Linked DNA regions of Mus musculus: regions 2 and 3 are each linked to region 1. Evidence: chromatin loops called from intact Hi-C (ENCODE). Cell type or tissue: left cerebral cortex. All regions are shown on one strand.

What was found. Hi-C counts contacts between places; a loop is a spot of excess contacts. Peaks named below come from ENCODE experiments on the same cell type or tissue, not always from the same donor. Only the 100,000 strongest peaks of a DNase experiment are listed, where the experiment ranks them.
Region 2: it touches region 1 in a loop (5-fold over the local background); 6 of 42 quality-filtered maps call a loop at or near these places.
Region 3: a loop joins it to region 1, with 10 times the contacts of the local background. A loop is called at or near these places in 36 of 42 quality-filtered maps.

What each region holds. Positions count from the first base shown.
Region 1 is chr9:9,370,917-9,378,916 of GRCm38, reverse strand. No RefSeq gene overlaps it. Among named protein-coding and RNA genes, the nearest start is that of Gm22815, 74 kb to the right of the region's middle. In left cerebral cortex, CTCF peaks have their summits at 2,084 (motif pointing left), 3,439 (motif pointing right) and 6,179; DNase peaks (open chromatin) are centred at 1,790, 2,073, 3,448, 6,169 and 1 more place.
Region 2 is chr9:10,901,524-10,909,523 of GRCm38, reverse strand. Cntn5 (contactin 5) reads left to right here and starts at 4,749. Exons shown (of 25, transcript NM_001170787.1): 1 at 4,749-5,039. It overlaps Gm32710 (a long non-coding RNA gene), which reads right to left and starts at 5,079. Exons shown (of 3, transcript XR_001779092.2): 1 at 4,840-5,079; 2 at 3,521-3,755; 3 at 1-1,748. In left cerebral cortex, a CTCF peak has its summit at 3,624; DNase peaks (open chromatin) are centred at 5,516, 5,956, 6,164, 7,209 and 4 more places; H3K4me3 peaks cover 4,254 bases; H3K27ac peaks cover 2,305 bases.
Region 3 is chr9:9,045,868-9,053,867 of GRCm38, reverse strand. It overlaps Arhgap42 (Rho GTPase activating protein 42), which reads left to right. Exons shown (of 24, transcript NM_001372563.1): 7 at 4,876-4,980; 8 at 7,234-7,363. Among named protein-coding and RNA genes, the nearest start is that of Pgr, 150 kb to the right of the region's middle. In left cerebral cortex, CTCF peaks have their summits at 2,528 and 4,458 (motif pointing left); DNase peaks (open chromatin) are centred at 2,522, 3,879, 4,474, 7,083 and 1 more place; H3K27ac peaks cover 320 bases.

The DNA.
Region 1 (8,000 bases):
CCACATTTCAAACCAGATCTCGGTGAAACAGATGCTGCTCAACTGCAGAGCACACCCTGGAGTTTTAAGAGCCTAATGTTTCATGTCTTACTGCTCTTAAAGTAGGTCCCCATCTGCTGGGAGAACACATTGGCCCCACATTGGCCCATGACCTATGGCCCACGAGCCATGTAAAAATTATCAGCAATATTTTTAAAATTCTAAAGAAGCCCATCATGGCAGTGTATGCCTGCCATTCCAGAACTCAGGAGGCAGAGGCATGAGGATCAAGGAAAGATCAAGGCCAGGGTCGTAACATAGTGAGTTCCGGCCTTGCCTGAGCTGCAGCCTAAAATGCTATTGGCAAAGATTTAAAGGGGTTGGATAGTATTAAAAAGTGAAAATATTAAACAAAAAATGAAGATTTCTTTGCACTTATGAGATCTTTGTGCAAACACAACTTAGATGCTTTGGGTGACGGGGGCCTCTGGAGTACTCTGATAGAGCCTGTCCTTTGTCTTTAAGAGTATTTGAGTGGAAAGAAATACACCAGAGTCCTCCTGACTCAGAACTGATGCCAGGGAGCAAAGATACTTGAATAATAGTCCTGGTTAATACCTCAGGAGAAGTACTGCACTGGGCAAGTTCATTCAGGCTCTGGGACTCAGATCCTCCTTTTGTGACATGTGGCAGATGAGTTGGTGTAAGGACATTCTGGCTTTGTCATCTGAGGTTGATTAGACTAATTGGGCAGGCTGCAGATGTCAGCCATGTTTTCAGTTTATCTTAGGATCCTTAGGGAGCTAATGGAGGCTTAAAAATAGGAGCCATATACAATGCATTGTGGCCAGACAAGAAGAAATCCAACAGTTTGACTAACAATTAGCCAAATGCTGTTTAACTAAATTCAGTTGCCAAACTTAAGGCAAATTTTGGTTCCAATCACCAGCTGAGGAGAATCAGGACAAAAGCAGGTCCAGAGCCATTTATTCTTCAAATAAGTAGCTGAATTCAACAAGCAAAATCATGAATAAAGGCCATTTCATTCCAGACTATCAGTTATTCCAAGTACTTAAATCATTGTACCTATATTTAAGTGTTAGAACAGGAATTCTACACCTGTGAAGCCAATTCAAGCCTCAGCATACACTATGGCTATGCTCAACGTGTTAAATGTGATTCATATTAACAGTCTCCTCTCTGAATTAACAAGAAGCACCCACTGTCGCTAAATGTTTTCTTCCTTCTTTTTATTGTTTTGCATGTAGATTTTTGCCTGCGTGTATGTCCATATATCGCATGTGTGTAGTGCCAGAAGAGGCCAGAAAAGGGAATCTGTTCCTTGCGACTGGAATTACACTTCTGTGACCAGCCATGTGGGTGCAGAGATTCAAGCCTGAGTTCTCTGCAAGAGCAGCAGGTGCTCTTAACCATTGAGCCATCACTCCAGCCTCAACCTCCCCCTTCTAGCTGCTTTACATTTGCGGTCTTAGTTTACTCCAGAAGAAACCATGAGAAATTACCACTGCCATTTACAAACTAGAAAGCTGACTCACACTAGTGAATTCATCTCTCAGATATTACCCCAGTGGCTGAGATAGATTTTGGTCTCTGATCTCCCTGACATCTTCAGACCCTTCACAAAAGATGGGCTGGGGGCCACTGGATATCATTGTCCCTCTTCCCAACAATGAATAAATCTTCATTTTCTCAGTGGCATGTGGAGGATGGGTGAGCAAACCTGTTTTGTTCGATCTGCTAAGTCCACTAATGCTCTCAACCTGAGTATCATACACATGCAGTGAGATGATTGGGCTTCCACCACCCTCAGAAAATGTGTCTAGTAAATCATCTCAACTATAGCCTTCTGTGTATTTATACATGACCAGTTTTATATTTTGGATGCATACAATTAAGATATGCTTGCTTGATACAGGTTCAGGGGCTACTGAGTATCTACAAATCTAATCAATTCATAGATGTCCTTAGGTTCAAGACTATATCCTGTATATGAATATTTTTGAATCAATTTATAAAAATAAGGTCAGAGACAGAAAAATACACTTGTGACTGCATTTTTTGGTACAACAGTGACATCTTGTGGGAAAAACTTAGTGTGTCTAAATGGTTCTGAGTACTTCAAAAGTAGCTTTTCTCTTCAGGAAGTGAGAACTGGATTGAATTTGAGATTCAAATTTGAATTTGAGACCATTGACATACAGATCACCCTCTATGACTTTAATATCGCACATCATCTTTTAATAAAATAGCAAAATGTTTCAGAATTGTGCATTAGCTGATGTTGAAGGAAGAGAGATTTTTCCTGCAGCTGTTTAAGTCAGTGAAATCTGAGAAAAGGATTGTCTCTGATTTTAGAGGGGAGAAGGGTGGTTCTGTCTGAGAGTGCTCTGTGATAATTTACTTTGAAAGCACGTAAAAAGTACTTGTCTTCTACATACACCGCTCAAACACAAACACAAACACACACACACACACACACACACACACACACACACACACACACACCAGGATATCTTTCCAAAGGCTGAAATGACTATGGCTCATTGGAGTCTGTAGCATAGGTACTTACTGAGCACGCAAGTTGGACAAAGCCTCGTGAAAGCTGTACTGTTTTGCTTCAGTAAGGACGGCCAGCCTGCCTAGCTGGCTAGGGCAGGTTGCTTAGGAGGCTAAGGGCTGATTTCACTCACATGGTGCTGATGTTTCTTCCTCTGACTGTTGGGGAACAGACAGAAGCCTGGCTTTCTTTGTTTTTCTCCTGTCTCCACATTCCTGTTTTCTTTTATGTTGCGTTTTCTTAGTGTTTATGTATTTTCTTAATAAGAGGGATAGTGGGTATGTGCACAGGAATGTAGAGTCCTCTGAGGAAGAAGAGGGTATCTGTTCATGTAGAGCAGCAGTTGCAGGCAGTTGGAGACAGCCAGCGTGAGTGCTGGGATCTGTCTCTGGTCCTCTACAATAACAGCCATTGATTTTCATATCTTGAGGGACATTCTGAGTACACAATGTTTTATTAACCCATCTGATACAACAAATATACATTTGTATGTTATATACTTATCATACTTGCCATCTGACTCTTATCAATAATACTATGTGGTGTTTTCCAGTTGTGGTGTCTCTGATCTCCAACACTCAGGAGACAGAGTAGGTGGATCTCTATGAGTCTCAAGCCAGCCTCACCTACATAAAGAGTTCCAGGCCAGCCAAGAGGCTATAGAGTGAGACCCTTAATAAATAAATAAATAAATAAATAAATAAATAAATAAATTTTATTTATACGTGCGCATATACTATATGACATATAATGTGGTTATTGCACTAAGGTACTAAGAAAAGAAAGCATTCTATGCTTTTGTCACTATATCTCTCTGCTAAGTCAGAGCAAATGTAAAACCCATTTGCTTTCACCTGCTTTACTAGTCACTACTTATGTCCACAAGGGGGCACCCAAGGACTGAGCGTAGAATGTTTGCTGTGAATAAAACATGCTTCTATTAAAATAAGACTATAGCATCTTCCATCAAAAAAAAATCTCATTGTGTTTTGTGGCATAGATAGTCAAAAATTGCTTGATGATTATTTCATAATGAAGTTAGTAAATATGCATACACTTCCTATTAAAATGTTAAATTAAAACACTTTCTTTTCCTTCTGATACAAGACAGCAGCTAATTCTGTAATTAGAATTAAATTTGCAAATGCCAAGCATAATAATGGCAATTATGCATCAAATTGTATTTGCAACTGCACCTGCTTACTTTTTTTTTTTTTTTTTCTTTTTTTTGGTTTTTCGAGACAGGGTTTCTCTGTATAGCCCTGGCTGTCCTGGAACTCACTTTGTAGACCAGGCTGGTCTCGAACTCAGAAATCCGCCTGTCTCTGCCTCCTGAGTGCTGGGATTAAAGGAGTGCACTACCACACCTGGCTACCTGCCTACACTTTAAAAGTTAGTGAGCAACAACAAACCAATAATTGAGCACTGGAGAAGGAAGTAGAATTCAGCTAGGGAGTCCGTGGGGTGAGTTATGATAAATCTGCCTTCTTCCTCCTTCTTTTCTCCCTATTCTTTCGTCCTTTCCCTCCTCTCTGTCCCCTTTCTCTCTGTCCCTTTCCCGCTTCCTTCTCTCTGTCTCCTCCTCTCCCCCCTCTGTCCCTCTCTCCTTTCTTCTTTCCTCTCTCTCCCTTGCCCTTTGTTTCTCCTTGTCTCCCCTCTATCTTTTCCCTCACCTTCTCTCTCGCTTCCCATCTTTTGCACCTTTCCTCCCCTTCCCAAACTCTCCATCTCCCTGGTCTCCTCCATCCCTTTCTTCCTTCTCTCTTTTTATGTCTCCCAGTCTCTCTTCTTCCTCTCCCTACTCTGACTCTCTCTCCCTCCCCTTTTCTCCTAGTGTTCACAGTATATCCCTCAAGGTGGGATGGAGCAACCTTTGTTCTCTACCGAACATACGGTCAAACTCTTAGAGGACTGCCCCTTAAACAAGTCCTTGAACAAGACCTTCCTCTCCCACTCCCACCAGAAGGCATCAATTGTGAAGAGTTACTCTTTCTCATTTCCATCACACTTTTTAGGAGTTCTCTTTGGTGGCTTCCTGTCTAGGTTTTTATTTAAGGAGTGGGGATGGGGATTGAGAGAGTAGGGGTTACCACAGAAGCCTGCCATGCCTCTCCCTCTCAACTGTGTGCCTGTATCATCAAAATCACAGCAAAAGTAGTCCTCAGTCTTTACAGTCAGCAGGAGCACAGATGAATGTCCTCCACTTAGTTTCTGGTAGCAGCACAGACCACAAACATAGACTCCTGATGCTGCAGAACCACAGACCCAGACAAGGCCTTCGGAGGTTGCCTGACCATTGACATCAGCATGGCCTTCCATGCAGGCCATCCACTTCAATATGGCCCCTAACAGCAGCACGACAACTGGGCATCCACATGGCTTCAGCACACACCACTGACAGCCACGTGGCCTTCAGTGGTAACATGGTCCACAAACATCAACACAGATCCAGACACGGCCCTCAGCAGCAGCATAGGCTAGATATCACAAGGCCTCAGATAGCAGAGCAAGCCACTCACATCAGTATGGCCTCCTGCAGCAGCATAACACAAAGACATGGACATGACCTCAGGCATACTCTTGATCTCTTTAAAAAAAATACTTATTTACAGAATTGGGATAGATGGAATTCTCAAATCATATTTTATTTTTATTTTCTTAATGTTTCACTTTTTTGCAGTCACTCAGAACTAGAAACACAGCCACAAAACCTAAACCATATGGAGAAAAACTAAGCCAAAGGCCAACAAAATCCTGATTGCCAATAATGATTTAGAGCAGTTTTTATCAATCAGTCACTCAGTAACAATGAGCACACATTTTTACCAAATCTCTCTAGCATCACAAATACCTATAGCATGGTAGAGATGGAACATCCCAGCAAACCCAGGTAGAAAGGACTTTGCACCTCTTCTTCCAGCATTGGCTGGTTTAGTTGACCATATATCTCTATCAACCTGGAGAAACACAAAATAGAAAGGACACTAGGAAGGCCTCTCTCCTCTGGTCTCAATGAACACATCAAGATTGTGTTTGAGAAGCCATTAAATGTGTAATGAGGGGTTGACCCAATTTCAAAGGGAAGCCCAAGTGAATGCTTTAAAATGATGGCATTCAAAATGATGACACCATCTCTCTGTCTCCATGGTGTATGTGTTCTGGCCTCTCAGTCTCTCCTATCAGAGAAAAAGGGGCAAACACTCCAGCCTCAATTGTATCTATTTGCTCTTAACTCCAAACTTCTCCAACAGCTTCCAGGCTAAAATTAACTACTCACAAGGAGATCACGGGGTTGTGCCTCAAGGACTGGGAAAGCTGGGTAGGGAAGAAAGCAGCCAAGAGTGTTGTTTGATGACTTGTTCTGTCGTTTATCTTCTCCCTGTAAATAGAGTTGTTACTTGCACTGTATCCTTGTCTGCCTGTATACACCAGCCTTCATGGGCAGTTTGATTTCAGTCATACACATCAACTATTTGTGTCTGGCCAGAGTTGAGCTCACCAGCTCCAATTAGAGACAGACTGAAGAGAAACCAGAACAGGGCTTCCCATAACAGTGACTAAATAGAAACACTGTAGGAGAAATGCCACACAGAGACAGCGGCATAGCTCCTGATCCCCTGAGAAACACAAGAGGGAGTGCTGGAGTAATCCACACAATGCCCAGGAACACCACTGATGGTACTGAATGTGTCTGAAAAGCACAGCCCTAAGGCCTGTGGCTCTTTCTAGAAAAATGAGGTGGCCCTCCACAACTGGAAAATATCACCCTGACACTCTGTGGCTTGCTATATATCCTAGGTCCTGAAACCCCTCCTCTTTTACCCACAATACTCTTTAGATTATCCTTTGGCTTCTGAGACTATGCAATGTAGTCCTCTGGCTGGCATTGTAGCAACCAAATCATATAACCAGAACTGATTTTTTTTTTTCTTAGACCTTTTTGTCACTGGAACAAATACCTGAGAAAATTATTTAAAGGCAGGAAAAATAATTTCAGGTCACAACTTCAGATTTATACCCATGATCATTTGGTCCCATTACTTAGGGCCTGAAATGAGACCAAGCCTGACACAGAGAACATAGTCAAGCAAAGATACTCCTATTATAGTGCCAGAGAAACAGAGAGTGTAAAATTAAGAGTAAGTCCAAAATATACTCTCCCATAGCACACCCCCATTAACTCCCATCATCCAAGTAGGCCCACCCTCTACAGCTCTACCACCTACTAATAGGCCAGTCATGTTGGAGTCTATAAGAGGGTTAAATCATTCATCAGGTGAGAGTCTTCATTATCTGGGCATCTCTGGAAATACCCTCAATGTTGTCACAGACATACTAAAATTACTTAACTATTATCCAGACCTTTCTCAGTCCAATAAAGTTGACAGTCAAGATTAATAGTCCCAATACCTGGGTTGACATTTAATACAGCACGCTCCTGAATGAACATATACTCAAAGCTTTGTGGTCAATCTTTTAAAAAATATTAACCATCTCTCAGTAGAGCTTGGTGGTTCACATCTTTAACCCCAGCACTCAGAAAAAAGACATGGGCATATATCTGAGTTTGAGGCCAGCCTGGTCTGCAGAACATTCAGAGCAAGTTCCAGAACAACCAGGAAAACATGCCACCCAAAGAAAAAGGAAAGAAAGAAAGAAAGAAAGAAAGAAAGAAAGAAAGAAAGAAAGAAAGAAAGAAAGGAAAGAAAGAAAGAAAGAAAGAAAGAAAGAAAGAAAGAAAGACAGAAAGAAAGAAAGAAAGAAAGAAAGAAAGAAAGGAAGAAAGAAAGAAAGAAAGAGGAAATAACAATCACCCAGAAATATAGATGATAGATAGATAGATAGATAGATAGATAGATAGATAGATAGATAGATAGATACAGACAGACAGACAGACAGACAGACAAACACCTGGTATGATGCTTCCATCTAAGTTGCAGGGTCTGAGAACTCTATATGGACCGTGGATTCATCATTGAGCCTATGGAATAGCAATGGCACATCTGGTAAAAGCACTTGCTGCCATGTTTGATCCCCAGATGCCATCTACACACACACACACACACACACACACACACACACACACACACACACACATACAAACGCACACTTAAATTTAAAAAGTAAATCTAAATGTTGAATGGTTAGGGTCCCATGAAGGCAGAAGATAGATGTTTCAGTCCCGCATATGACCATAAGACTTTGCCCTTTATCTCCTTTCTTTTCCTGTCTGTACACTCACCAGATGAGATGATTCCCATCATAATGGTAATAACAAAGCTTTTCATATCCTTGTGCTTTAAATGCTTGGCTATTAAAGATGGACAGGCAAATGGACAGAATTGTGGGTTGTGAGGTGATATAATTTATGGCACACAGAGAAGGAAGAGTACTAAACACATACCATGTACTTGCCCTCTGTAGGGTAAGAGGGGAGCTAAGC
Region 2 (8,000 bases), 1.5 Mb before region 1:
GACAGGTGTGGCAGTGAATCTTTGAATGGAAGATTATTTTCCTGTGAACCAAAATGTCAAGAGATGAAATGAGGGTGGGCTTGCTGAAGATTCCATGAGTAAGGGGAAATGGCCATGTACCCGCACACCCGTGGCAGCCCTTAGGCAACAGGCATAGCACTTAACTGATACAGGAAATATTTGAAGACTTTTACCCTAACCCGGGAAAGCTTGTTGGCATATGGGATCCCAAAAGATTTCTCTCTATATTGAGACAGTTTTATATGGGAAGATATTGATGAGAGAATTATATAAGAAGGAGAACATAGCCAGCTTTGAACATAAACTTGGGAAACAAAATGTAGTGGAGCACACCTGCAATCCCAGCATTTGAGGGGCTGAAGTGGGAGGGTTGTGAGGATATGAGCCAGCCTGGGCTATACAGCAATTGCAAGACCACCCAGGGATATAGAATGAATGCTTGTCTCCACAAAAAGTACAGCATCAATACATCAAGTTTGAAAGCTGTCCCAAGAATAAAGAAACAGCAAAGGATGCTACTGAATTAAAAGTAAAAGCAAACTGAAAATTAGTACTCTCAACATTTCTTCCCAACATCTTAGGGGAATCTGTTCTTTTGTCTTGCTTCTTCAGTTCCCTTTTCCTCCTCCTCTTCCTCCTCCTCTTCCTCCTCCTCCTCCTCTTCCTCCTCCTCTTCCTCCTCCTCTTCCTCCTCCTCCTCCTCCTCCTCCTCCTTCTGTTTTTAAGGAGGAATAATATTTTACTAGACCATGGTGTCACAGAGCATGCATTGCACCCAGGGGAAGAGGAACTTTGGCATTCTATGTATGTGGAAATTAGGACGCTGCCAGCAGAGCACTGGCCTGAGGGCTGGGACATTACTCCTCTTACAGTTGCAGTTGTAACTGGTATCTGGACATTCACAGCAGAGGTGACGCTCTTCGCTGCTATTGCTGAAACAGCTGCTAATTAAACTGACAGGCTCTCAAAGCCTGATTAAGATTTGTCTATTCTGCTTCCAGAAATCAGCTTCCATTAGTAGGACAGCTGATTTTATAAACCTAAACAAAAATTAAAAACCTCAATGTTTGCTCATTTTAAATAAAAGTTGACTTAATTCACACTTATTGATGTAAACTGATAATGTAATATTTATTTTATTTCCTTAACTGTATTTTTCCTTGAGCACATCTGCCCTCCACTTTGACTGACAACATTATTCAAAAGATTACAACAATATAGTCAATGCAAATAGAAAACACAGTCATAAAGGGCAAAGCTTGTGGACCAGTGAACCCACATGACTAAGTGACTAGAGACCCCGACTTGCTGCCAATTTGTAGTGCTATGTGGTAGTATACAATATAATATAATAACAATTGTGATCACTTAACTGAATCTCAGGACCTCACATAAGCAAATGCATTGTAAGGAACAATATAGGAAGGTTGTGATGTAAAGAAAGTTATTTGTAGCACAAGCAAGACAAGAGCTTAGGCATAGCACAGAGGACACATCTGCAGTGCATCTGTTTGTTCACCCACTGCAAACTAGAAGACAAAAAGATGAAGACATTTACACAAAGGCAGTTAGACAACAAGATCAAAAAGGCAGCATGATAGCTAGATAGAGGTGCTATAAGGGAGGCTTTGAAAGCTTTACTAAGGAAACAATACTTTTAATTCATTCAGTGTTCAAGATTTTATCAAGGTAGAGAATGGGTTGATCCATCCAAAGTGTTGCTGACCCTGTGAAATAGAGAGATGTGATGTTTTAATACTATCTTATTAAGTCCGCAGCACTACAGTTTTATAAACAGACATGCATGGCTCCATGCATTTAAACATCTTAAGTCAATACCATAATTTTAAAGATTCTACATGATAGTAATAGAAAAAGCACAGTGATATTTGTGAGCCCATTTGATAAGTACTCAGAAAGCATAAGTTAGTCTTTCTTCACCCAAAGGGACAGACTCTTACTTTCAGCATCACTGTTTCTCTTTGTTTACATGCCAGCCCTGTGGCTATGACAGAGTGCAACTATGTACATAATAAACATAACTTTCATGTTCTCAGAAAAAATAGAAAGTAGACAGCATAAAATAAGCTCCATGATACCAAAATTCTAAGCTTTACTTCAGAAAGATGAAGTTAGACAAATTAATATGTATGCATATTAATATACGATATATTTGTTAAACAGTGTAAGTAATAAAGAAGCAAAAATCAGTGTAGATTCTGAAGAAAGATAACTGAGTAAATTTGTCTGTCCTAAGTAATGACTAGAAGCTGCCATTTCGGTCTGCACAAAGAGAAAAAAAAATCTTACATCACTAGTTAATCCAAACCCCACATCTTTCTCATTCTCAAATGATCAGGAGATTTCAAAAAGAAAGAATATTATCTTATATTACGTTATTACATTATGCTTAAACAATAACTTACAGTATGTCTAACTCACAAATTTATTTTGTTTAATGGGAGCCAGATTTAATCCACCTACATTATTATTTTTTATTTCCTTAATTTATTGATTTGAGAACTGCCTGGCTAAATAGTCCAGGATGAACCCTGGCTATGTCATCGAGATTGTACCCACATTCATGATTGTCTTGCATGAGGCTCTTAGAGTGCTGAGATTATAGGTATGTACCACCAAACCTGGCTCTCATCCATCTTTTGAGAGGCAGATTTTGTTACTTATTAACTGTAAGACTGCATATATCCCTCTCACCATTAGTGTCTGGTAATGTGTTGTAAAGGAAGTATTCTTTGTAAGAAAAGCCAGATTAAACCTCTTCATCACTGTTCTTTCTGGCCTTACCAAATTTTCTCATGCTTTCTGGTGTTTCATGATCTCATGCCTTGATTTATTGGGATACATTCAGTATTTATTGTTTTAGTGAATACATTTCTAGAAGTCAACTTTCATCTTTTCTGGATCAAGGTTAGTTGAAAGCAGATATTAAAATAAAGGATTTAATGACCCAGAAATAGATAACAAAGGCAACAGATCCCCCACAGTATATCTACTATAGTGAAGCATCACCATGCTCAGACTCCAAGACCTGAAGGCTGTAAGTGGTCAGTTATAACAAACATTGATAGCTAAAACCTCATTGTACAATTTTTGAAAAAGCTTTAAAGCTTTTAGATTCAGAATCTAGTCTGCAGTATATTTAAAGAGCTTATAAAACTCTGGAGATTCTTTCCCCTAAACAACAGCCTGCTGTAGGCATTGAGCCAACATAGCAGAGAAGCCGCCCAGAAAACTTGCCTCTCCCAAACTATCCCTCGGTTAACACATAAGGAAAATAACCTAATTACTGGAAAGCATGAACAAGAAAATAAAAAGTATGGAAGGGTAGAGAAGCATTAAATGCAAATACACATTAATTGTCTTTGCTGTGGAGAAAGAAGCGAATCTACATCCTGAGGGTACCCATTCAATAAAGTCTTGATGTTTGCATAACATGTGCAAAGAGCCAAGGACCAGGAAAACGACTAATTTTAATTACCAGGAAAGCTGTAAGAACGGGATCAGAGAGCTCCAGTGGTATCTTGGCTTCCAGCTACTGGCTCTGTGCTCCTTGCCAATTACAGCCTCTCGCAGCCACTGGGGGCAAAAGCCATGCGGAGAGGATCCATCCAGATGAACGCAGGCTTGGGCTGGACGCACACACATGTGAATAGCGTGTGCCTCCTGGTTCAGGTGCAGCCCAAAGCTCACGCAGAGTTCCAAGTGTAGATAGGCTGGCAGAGAAGAGAGTATGTGATTCCAGACTTGTCACGTACAGGTGCAAGCCACATGGAGTTGGAGACAAAATGTATGTAACAAAATGTATTTCATAAATACTGGATTACCACCACACACATGAAACTGGAGCACTCAAAGACAGGGAAAGTGGAGAAACCTGAAGAACAATGACACTAAAGCTGTCACCGCAGATTTACTATCTAGGCAATTTTTTTTTTTTTTCAACTCTGGACATTGTGATTTCCAATGTGATTTTTCTGGACACTGACATTTTCCGAAAAACAAAAACAAAAACAAAAACAAAACAAAAAGCAACAACAACAACAAAAAATAACAAACTGCTATTTCTTTTGCTGTTTCAGAGCTGACTCTAAACCACTACCCCACTCATCACTCCCAAGGACAAGTAATAACACCCCCTATCCCAGCACTCTTAGATGAAACTCGCATGTATACATAAAAAAAGAGAATTGCCTCCCAGTTAGAACCTAACCACACTCTCCCAAGTGCCAGTTCTGCTCTGGAGCCCACATAAGTGAATCTGAGCCTCTGGCTGTCTGAGCTATCAACACAGCCTGGCAATCAGCAGGGACAGTGGCAGGCCAAGGGAGGAAAGGACCCAGACTCTGCCAGCACTGTTAGCTCTCAGTGGAGAGGTGGCCAGGTATGGGAACAGCCTTCATGACTTTGGAGAGAAAAAGATGGGGAGGGAATCGGTTAGCAAGTGATGCCAGGGGAGTACCTTCTAAGAAAAGAAAGAAATCCAAAGCCCTGCTTGAGGCATACAGTCTTTTACAGGCAGGGACATGCTAAATGAGCCTTTGCAGCGCAAAGCAGTGAGGCGCCTGGCGACGGTGACAGCGCGGAGCGGGAGGGGCGCGGGCCACTCTGGGAGAGACCCAGCCAGTCAGGGCGCGCGGCGCGGGGCGCGTGGACGCATTGGAGCATCCGCGCGCGAGCCCGGAGCAGCAGCGGGAGGAGGCGCCCACTTGCACCTGCCTGCATCTCTCAACTACTCCGCCCCACGCAACTGATGGCAGCCAAGTGCCATTAAAGCTGGCAGTCAGGAGGATGCCTCACCTGGGTCCCTTCTGCTGGGAGAGGCAGGGCAAACCAGAGGAAAATTCCCAGTGAAGGACTCAGAACTCTGCGATTTCTCTTCTGTCACAGGCTGTGGAGCACCTAAGGAACTGCTCCACCTGAGGTGTGTCCAGGGCACGAGGATGGAAGATGAGGATTGAGAATCACCAAAATGAACAGAGGCAGCTGGCGTCTCATTGGTAAGTGGCTGGCATTCCTTCGCTGGTGATTGCTGCCTGTGATGCTGCACTTTGGTTCCCAGCCACTTAGGGTTTTTGACACAATCACTTCTGCAAAGCCATCCTTCCTCGTCGTGTTGCCAGAGGTAAAAACTGTTCATTGGTGCATGTTTAAAGACAGGGAAAACAGTGGGTTTTTGTTTGTTTGTTTGTTTTGTTTGTTTGTTTGTTTTTCTCTGCTGGGATTTGATGTTGAAAAGTTGAAGCAAGTGTAAAACCTATTGTATGTTTCATAAAGCCACCGGAAACAGGAGGAAAAAACTAGAAGCAAGTATGCTTTTTGGATGGCAAATGTCAGGAGGGATAAGAATATTTTCTTACCAAAGTAATAAAATGCTTTGGAAGACAAAAATGAAATGGTGTTGTCAGGTCATGGCTGAGAATCTCATAGACCGAATAACTGAGAATACAGACAGAATACCTGGGCATGTAGTGGTGCAATAACTTGTTAAAATGCAGGAGAGATGCAAGCAGAGTTCTGCAAAGTTTGGGAAACTGAGAAAAGTGGAACCTCGAATTATGCTGAGTGATCTCCCCCACGTGTTGTGCATAGATGTTTGCTGAATATATGTTCCCAGTTTCTTATTTTTATAGGGATGTGGGGAGAGTGTTTTCTCAATTTCTATGACTATGATGTTCAGTAAGCTGAGGATTGCTATGACAACCTGAAAATTTTTAGGTTGCTTAAATTTATTTTATTCCAAAAAGAAAAAGAATTCATCAATATTTCAGAATAATTTTATGTAAAATTAGCATAAGTAAGACAAAAGCATGGTAATTGTAGGACAGGTTTGCAAGAGAGCTTTAATAGTACGATGTGTGTGAGGCTTTACCCATACACAGCTCACATGCTTTTATGAAAAGAAGTCATTTAGGTAATTCAGCTCTCTGCTCTGATTCTGAGTCTTAGCCATGAGAAAGAAATGAAAACAGTAGCAAACCTTAAAATAGCAGTGTCATTTAAAAAAGAAACAATGAATTAAGCTTACAAAGTGTTGTAAATGTAATTGGTTGCTACTGGGCTGCAGCACACCTTCTGGATTACCTCTAAATGTCACTGCAAGCTATAAGTTCTGCATCCTGATTAACACCAAGACTAAACTGAGACTAAGACAGGAAGAAATGCTTGCAAAGTGTCAGTGGCCAGTGGTGAACAACTCACCTGTCGTGCTTCCCATAATTTCTCATTTCATGCTGGAAGCATTTTAGTATTTCACAGTGCAAAGCCTGAGTCTTAAGCTTGGCAGGCATGCTTATATTGATGAGATGATAAACAGTCAATGACTATATACAAATAGATTTTACAAAGTGGCTAAAACAGTGGATGTATTATGTAAAAAGTCACCTCAATCTAATTAGTGGTAGAAGGAATACAGTTAAGACTCAAAAGTTAAAACAATAAATGTAATATAGAAGAATTTTTTTGGACTAGTTATCTTAGTTGGAACACCAGATGTAAAAGAGGTTAGATAAACAGACTGCTCAGTGTAAAGACTGGTGTTTCGAATTAAGGAAGGGTAAACACCTTAATGTTACCTAAAACTTCTGAAAACTATCAGAGTATAAATTGTATTAGACCACTCTCTGGTTTCATATGCAAGCAAATAGAAAATTAGAAAACTTCGAAGTTAGAAAATGAAAATGAGTGCTATGATGAACTGAGTGTTCCACTTTGGCTTGATTCTGGGAGTTTCACGTACTTTTGAAAAGTATCTGGAAAGAAAGAGTTGTGGAATTTTTGAATGGATGGCTGATATACCTGAAAATTTCTCAAGGTTTGTAAAATTAGTTTGGCCATTAGGGAGCCTGAAACCTAGTAGTGACTGGGTAATAAATCAGAAAGAAAAGAAAAAAAAAACTTAAAATTTACAAATAGAACATACTTATTTTTTAAACATTATAAATCAGCTGTGCACCAAAATATTTTTAAACTGCACTTTAATTAGTTTAATTTAGTGGAAAATGTAACTTGTTTGTTATAGGTTTCTTTAAGTGTCCTTTTGTTTGATCATTTGTGGAACCTTTACTACCTCCAAGGTAGCAGGTAGGAGTGTGGCTTGCTGGTTAAGCTGACTTAGCAATTGGGAAGAGAGGGTGTCAGTGAAGGGCAGAGAGCTCATCAGAAGTTAGCAAGTGGGGGGTGTGCTGGCAAAGGCATTGTGGAGTTTTCCGTACTGGTAGATGAAACAAAAGCTATGTTTCTGTAAAGACTGATATAAAATCAGGACAAATTGTCCAACTATGATGCTGTGAGGATGACTTTGGTAAATAGAATTTAGGCTTGCTCAACACAATTTATAACAGATAGAAGTACAGCCATGTCACCAAAATCTCTCTGTTCTACAATCTATACAGCTAAGATATGTGCATTATTACAATTTACTTCATCCACACCATTACACACACTTGACTACCTATTATTGTAATTACACATGAAATATATTTGAATGCTCTTACTAGAATATAAAGAAATGCCTGATTTCTCCTCAAAAACATATATGCCTTTATGTGTTTAGATTCTCAAACTCTGGTATCAAAAGCTTATATATATATATAAGCCTTTCTTTCTTATTCCTCAAAGTACAAATGTGGACTAACCCAGTTGTATGTTTCTGAGATGCTTAAGATGTTTAATGAACTTCTCAGCACTTTAAAGCAGGAGGGAACCTGGTCAGAAGCTCAGAGCTATGCATCCCTGCAAGTCTATTTCCTGAACACTTGTGGTCAAGAAGTCCACGTTAGAAGCTGGTTCACTTTAAAAGTAATGAAGTTCATAAAACTCCTTAACACTTGAATTAAAATTAAAGATCATTATGAACTTTTCCAGTCTCTCTGCTCTTTAAGAGTATTGAATATTCCCATGTATGTGATTAGTAGGTTATGATAAATAGAATATATTATTTTTTCAATTAGTATCAGACT
Region 3 (8,000 bases), 330 kb after region 1:
CATAAATTTTGACAATTTAATTTTCCCTGTACATTTCTTCCACACATATTTACATGTCTTTCTGGCTCTGCCCACTAACTGTACAATTATTCCTTGTCTGAACTTGGGATGGTATTTTCTTATCTGTGTACCTTCTGGAGAGTGACTTAGGGATGGGCTGTTGCCACATCTGAGCTTTCTTATGGCTCATTCTGTCTGGAAACACTCAGGTATCTCTTTCTATGATATGATCTTAGTTGTATCAAAAGGAAAATTTATAATCATTTGTTCACAGATGGCAGGCAAAAGGTATGATTAGTATTCTTGAACTGTGGGGAAATGGAAGCCTCCATTCACTTGAAGTGTGTGTGTGTGTGTGTGTGTGTGTGTGTGTGTGTGTGTGTGTTTCCCCCTACCTTATCCCAAATTGTGACATCCCACTTACCCTTCTTGGCAAAGGTCTTTTTTATGACAGTCAATTTATTGCAGTATGTATATAAGGTTCCTGATGTGTGGGGAGGGAATCTATTCAGATATTCACCAATGCCTGTTTATTCCCTAGTTGTGAGACTCTTGAGAATCTTGTGAAGCATTGGTTAACCAGAGATTTGTGGTGTGTGTGGGAAGATATATGTGGTTCACTGTTTAGGGGGACTCAGTCCATTGTGATAGAGAATGCAAGGTAGCTGTGGGAGATGGCTCAGATCTGGGCAGAATAGAGAACTAGAAGCCAAGTGGATGGTAAACCATAAGTCTAACTTGCAGTGACTCATTTCCTCCAGCAGCATCCCACCTCCTGAAAGTTCCACAGCCTCCCTAACAGTGCTACCAGCTGAGAACCAAATGTGGCCATTCAAACTCTGCCATGGTCACTGATATGTATCTGTTTGTCAGTTCCCATCACAGTGAGCTGCCCATTTATGCTGTCTGGCATTAAGTTGGAATGACATAAGATGTGTAAGCCTTCCTACTCTATTTTTACTAAGAGCTCTTTGGTCAGCTAGTACTGCTTCCCATTCTATGTGAATTTACAATTTCTGGATTCTGCAAAGATGTGACGTGTGGTTTTGATTTTACCGTACTTGCCTTTCAATGTGGAGAAAATACCTTCTTAACAGTTTCAAGTTCTTCAAACTGTGAAAGGGAGAGATTTTATTTGTTTCAATTTTTAATTTATTTATGCTACATTCATGGTTTTCAAAATAAGTTTTGAATTAAATTTACCAAATTAGCTGGTAAGTATTTTATTCCTTTAAGGCAGTTGAAGATGGGAGTTTTCTTAATTTCATTTCAGATTGTCTGTTGTAGTGTATGCCAGTATAAACTCAGTCTTTGCACACTAATCTCACAGAAGTGGCTTATTAGTTCTATTAGTTTTCTTTAAAATGGATTCTTTAGTATTTTGTGTATACAAGTTCAGGGCAGTGGCAAATGGTTAGTTTTGCAATTTGCTTTGTACTCTAGATGTCTTGCATTTCCTTTTACACACATGTACTTTGGTGTGGAGTGTCCTCCACATGCCCATGTATTTTAATGCATGTCCCAGTTTCCAGAGGTTGTGGAACTATGAGAAGTTGGTGTGTGGCTGTGGGAAGTAGGGGCTTTGGAGCATCCTGCTGCAGCTGGTTCTGCCTCTTACTAGGCACTGCCCCCGCTCTATCATCTTACTTTATCCCACTGAGTTGTCTGTGTAGAGATGAGTAGCTAATGCATGCCCACGAATCCATTTGGATTTTAGTCAAGTGGCCACCAATAGGTGGGAAGATTATGAACGTTTATTTAGTTCTAAAAATTATCTAAAAACATGGTGTCATGATGTCAAGTATGATTAGTATTGTTGAACTGTGAGGAAATGGAAGCTTCCATTCACTTGAAGTGTGTGTGTGTGTGTGTGTGTGTGTTTCTCCTTACCTTATCCCAAATTGTGACATCCCACTTAAACTTCTTGGCACAGGTCTTTTTTATGACAGTCAATTTATTGCAGTATGTATATAAGTTTTGACTTTTGGTTTTGTTTGAGGGCTAATAAATAACAATTTAACTCTAAACACCATGGAAACAATAAAGTGTGACAGAGTTTCCTGGTACTAAACGAATGTGAATCTGGAGAAAAAGTACTTGCCACCAAGCCCTATTCCCTAAAACCCACATGGTAGAAGGAAAGTGCCAACTCCTTCTTGATTGTTCTGTACATGTGCACCGTGACACACTCACCCACTGCATGCACACATAGACACAAAATACTAAGTGTAAAATAAAATTATACATCAATTAGTCCTTATTATCATTTTTGTGAAGGTCACATTTACTCTATAGAGAGCTTAAGCCTTATTTCTTTTTGTTTGTTTGTTTGTTTGTTTGTTTGTTTGTTTGTTTTCCCCCATACTGACCAAAGATGACGAAGGTCTGGGAAGGGCAGGTGTCCATATTCCCTGGGTCTTTCTACTGACCGCCATTGGTTTACCACCATGGCATCTGTCTAGTGTGCCACCAGCCTGTACATGGACACACTCCTTTTTAAAACGTTGAGCTCTACCGCCATCTAGGGACTCTTCTTTCACACCCATTTTGTTTAGACTTTACCAAGCTTCTTCCAAGGAAATGCAGCATCAAGGAAAAAGGTGACCGCTCTTGGTGTGCCATTAATTAATATTTCAGATTTATTTATTTATTTTACTTTGTGTGTGTATAAGCTTAGTCTGCATGTATGTATGTGAACCATATATGTACCTAATACCCATGGAGGCCAAAAGAGGGCCACTAAATCCCTGGAAACCAGAGTTACAGCGTGTTATAAGCTGCCATTTGGAGGCTGGATGTCAGCATCCAGATCCTCTGCAAGAGCAGCTAGTACTCTTAACCTCTGAGCCATCTCTCGGTATGTAATTTTTATGTGCTTCAATAAAATTGTTCACTCCCTTCTGGGTGCTTAGAATGTGTTGGAAGAAAATGCATGCTTCCTATTACGACGTTCTACAGCCCCACTAATGAGGCTGGCAGGGGGATTTCTGTCTGTGGCAGTCGATGTGTTGGAAATGCTTAGGATACAGAGCAACCTCAGAGAGACAGAAGTGCTGGAATCATGACTTTTAAAGCTCAATTAGCAAACAGGTCTCAGTGGAGAGTGCTGGCTCGCCACAATCTCTATCAAATTACTTCCTTTCGAGTGACTTGACAAACATGTGACACTTCTGTATGCATCTAATTTTTTAATAGATAAACTAACTGTACTCCAGAGCCTCAAGCTAGACTCCAGGAATCCACACACACTATTTAGATGCCATGATATTTCTGACACAGTATGCCTTCCCGCTCCCATACTCTGAGAAGTCAGAATATTAGAAAAGTAGATTTAAGGGTGTTAGATATTTTGTAGGTTTTTGCAATGTTTTAAAAATATCTTCCCTGTAAATGTAATTAACTGGGTGGCTTCTGATGGCTTTGAAATGACCCACTACCTATGATGTCTAATCCTCAGTGGGAGAGTTTCACTGTGGGCCAATTACTGATGCCAACAGAGAAAATGCTCTTCTAATGGCTAGTCAGAGGACTGCTGTTAGTTAGGCATTTCAGAAGTATTTTAATGTTTTTTAATCTTTGAAAAAGTCTAGATCTACACATGCAGGGCCTACCTGGAAGTGTTTAAATTCAGCTTTAAGCCCCAGTTTGCTCTAAACTGGAGAATTAAGTTAAATGAAAAAAAAAAAACTTAAGAAATTATTTTTAGTGTTAAACTCCTAAAAATGAACCTAACTCAGAATGGAGTTGACTTGCATGTTGAAAGAAAAGCATGAAGTCATCATTCCCTAGTAGATCCGGCTCATACTCGAATTAGCAATCCCAACACACACATGGGATGACTCTTGGGTGTTCCTGCCTCCCCACACAGAGGAGGTGAGAGAAGCCACTCTCATAAGAAGATGGTTTCAAATAGCCTTTCTCTTTTTAATTTGAAAAATAACAAATGGTACAGTATAGGCTTCTTTTGAAGGTATTTTCCACTCTATTGCAGCAAGAAGCTGTAGGCTGACCGAGACAGTGGCTATGGCTATGGAATAAGACTGCAGGCAATTATATAAAGTACCAAATGAATCATTTTTTCTAGATAAACTTAGTAACATACATACTCATCCCATAATTTTATAAGTCCTCCTTATTTACAGATGTAAGCACAAAAGAATTTGTTATTTCAAGGCTAGGAATATGAAATTTCTTTTCTGAAGATTTTGCTCAGAGTAAAAATGATCATGTGATCCTATGTTCTGACTCAACTCTTTTTTTTTTTGTTTTTGTTTTTTTTTTTTTTTGTTTTGTTTTTGGTTTTTGGTTTTTCAAGACAGAGTTTCTCTATATAGCTCTGGCTGTCCTGGAACTAACTTTGTAGACCAGGCTGGCCTCGAACTCACTCTTAATCTGCTTTAAATTCTCCTTGAATAGACTTCCCTAGTCAAAACAGGATCTATACTGCCACCTGCTGGTAAATTTTCTTTTCTCCCTCTGGACAAATTGTTATTGACTGTGGCCAGCTCCTTCCTGGGATATCCTGCCCAGTCTCTAAATCTAATGCCTTTTCACCTTCTGTTTTGTCTAGAGACCTTTCCCAGTTCTCTGTGATCCCCTTAGCGGCCCCCAGTGGTTGTTTGATGATGCATTTGGAAGGTAGAGCAGCGGACAATGCATGTTCATGACCTCAGGGAAAGACAGTGAAGGGGCAATGACCTCTTGTTTCTGCCTCACACCCATGTTTCCATGGCTAAATGCATTGATCAAAAATCATTACTTTGAGAAATTAGAATGACTGATAATCACCTTGATATTTTGTATTGGATGGTCTTTTCATATATAGAAAAGCAAATTTTTATGATTTTTTTACGTGCATGTTTTTATCTTTTGCAGCTTTTGTCCTTCCTTCAGGGTTTGTTTACATTTTACCACGAGGGATATGAACTTGCCCAGGAATTTGCACCGTACAAGCAACAGCTACAATTCAACTTGCAGAATGTAAGGATACTCTGTCCTCTTTGCCATCCCTTAGCAATGACCTCAAAGTGACTCAGTTAGGACCAAGCCAGACCTTATGTAAATGTGGCAAACCACAGTAGCTTAGGGAGTCCTCTTTACAGACATCCTCATGACTTATTTTGTAGCAACTAGGTGAATATATGCCAAAGAAGAACTGATTTCATGTTAGAAAAATGTATGTTACTGGGTTTTATAAAAGTATTACAAAGCAGGGTCCTTGCAAGTTAGTAGTAATCTTGTTAGCTTAGTGGGTGACTCAGGGTGAATGGGATTCTCACATCCTCTGTGCTGAGTATAGTTAGTACAGTGTATATACCTGAAATTTCTTTAATGGACCTTCAATTCTTCTCATCACACAAACAAGGACAGAAAATACATGTAGTGATGCATATATTACTTAGCCTGATTATAGAAATGATTTCACAATATATGCAGATACCAAAACATCACAGGGACTCACAGTGTGTTTGTCTTCCATCTCTCAGTTACTCCTCAAAGCCAGGAACACAAAAGGGACTGGCTGGCTTTAGGCAAGTCTCATTTGTTGAGAAAGCAGGATTTCTCCAGTTTCAAAGGGAAGGTCTCTGGCTTCGTGTTCTATGTCTAATATCTCTGAAAACACATGCAAAACACCTGCAATTAATTATTTGCAGAATATTTAAAAGTAGTTTTGAAGCATTCAAATGCCTTGCTTTAACATACAGATGAGCGCCATTTATACATTATCCGTTTCTACCAGCTTATTTTGTGATGTCCTCTAGCTCTTTTGGTCTCAGAACACATAGTGACATGTCTACAATTGGCCAATACATTTCTGCCATCCTCAAACCCGGGGAAGAACAAAATCCTACTGTTGAGTCATCAATCACTGAATGCCTGAGTGGATAGCAATCTAGCCAAAATACCCTTCACTTAGTCTTCTGTAAAAGGTGTGTGTCTCTCTGCTTATCTGGGTCTCATCATCATGGAATCTTGACAGTGTGCTACTGAGCTGGCATGTCCCTGCAGAGCTATGCAATTGGATTTTTCTCATCATGTTTGGATTTCTGCTTTTGCACTTAGGTTCCCCAGCAGAAATAATTTTGCCTTTAGCTTGTCTGCACTGTGGTTTTTTTGTTTTTGTCTTTTGTTTGTTTGGTTGGTTTGTTTTATTTTTCAATGTAGAAGATGGTTGTCTGTCTTCAGTAAAATAAAATAAAATGCAAAATTGCAGATGCCAGAGAGACTTTACAAGTTCTTTCAGTATCAGCTACAATTACCTCAGTTGGGATAGGAGAAAGGAAGCAGTTGAAAGACCCAGTCAATCTTTATAGTTAAAAGAATAAAGCAGCATGATAGTCCCCAGATAAAGACCCTACTCTCTCTGAGGATCACCTCTCATGGACCATCCACCGAGAGCTCTGGGAGTAGGCTTTGGACTTTATTTTTTGACACACTTTTGTTAGGGTGAAGCGCTTTGAATGCAAACCAGAGTCTTTCCGAGAAAACCTTACTCTTTTTCCTACAGCTTAAGCAAATGCACTATCAAGCGTATAAATTATTATTCTCAAAAGAAAGAAGAACTTGCATTCTGTGTGAATAAGTTTTACACTGGCCTTCTAACAACTGTATTAGTACTTCCAGAAACTAAACCATGTGAGTGCTTTCTAACAAGACTTTCAGCTGTAGACTTCACTGAGCGGTAGACTCTGGAGCTGAGGTTTTCTGAGTAGCCACCTTAATCTATCCATGTGAAACTTTTATTTGTGAGTTCATTATAGCAAAGTTATTTTCTTTAATTCTAAAAAAAAAAAAAAAAGTAAAAGCCATTAGGAAAAGAAGGGATTTTCTTTTAAACATGCTCATTGTCACATATATCAAAAGCATCATTTTTTTCTTCCTCAAAAAAGAGATTAAGTTCTTATGTATCTACTTTTAATCTTAGCTAATCCAAAGCTAGCAGATGGTCAATAATTTCATTTGCTGTAATTCACCAACTTGGGACTCTCCACAGAATCTGAATTAGAAAGTCTCTCACACACAAGAGTCAGAGAAAAATGCACAGAGTCATCCAGGGATGTTTCTACTAAAGTGACTCAGAGCAGGCACACAGCTCAGCACAGCAGATTCCTTTTACATTGAGTAGACTTGAAGGTTACCCTGCTCTCCTTGGCAGTTTTAAAACTTTAGTCAACAATTTCCTCAAACCTGGTGGAAAATGCTCAGTGAGTTTGTGGCTTCTCTTCACTTAAGACAAGGAATAACTTTGAAAGCACTCGGCAAGAAGTGGAGAGACTGATGCAGAGGATGAAGTCTGCCAATCAAGATTATAGACCTCCCAGCCAGTGGACCATGGAGGGCTATCTTTACGTCCAGGAGAAAAGTGAGTCCCAGAGACAGACTTGAGGTCTCTCTCTTATTTTACTTTTTATTTTCCATGTGTGTGGGGTCCATGTGTGTATATGCATGTTTGCATGTGTGTGGACACATGTGTGGTTGCATGCACGTTTATGCACTCATGCCCATAGTGGTTCATGTCATCCCTCACATCATTCCACCTTTTCATGTAGACAGACTCTGTCAGTCAAGCCCAGAGCTCTTCCAGTGGGGCTAGTCCCATTAGCTAGTGCATTAGTCAGGGATCTAGAGAAACAGATTTGATAGATTAATAAGAGGGGCTTATAGGCTATGATCCAACTATTCCAGCAATGTCTGATTTTCAGTGGAAAGAACAAGGGTCCTATAGTTGCTCAGTCCAGAATGTCTCTGCTGCTCCTCAGTATACACTGGAATCCCAAGGAAGTAGGCTTTAATAACAGTGAAGAAATTAACTTGACCTTGCTCGCAGGGCAAGCTGACAAAGATAGCAAGCATCCTTTTTCCATGGTCCAGATTTAAGGTGAATCTTCCCACCTCAAATGAATCAATCAAAAAAATCCCTCAGGTGTACCCTGCAGGTTGGGTTTTAATAATGGATATATTCAAGTCGGCAAACAAGAATAGTTATCACAGCCAGCTTG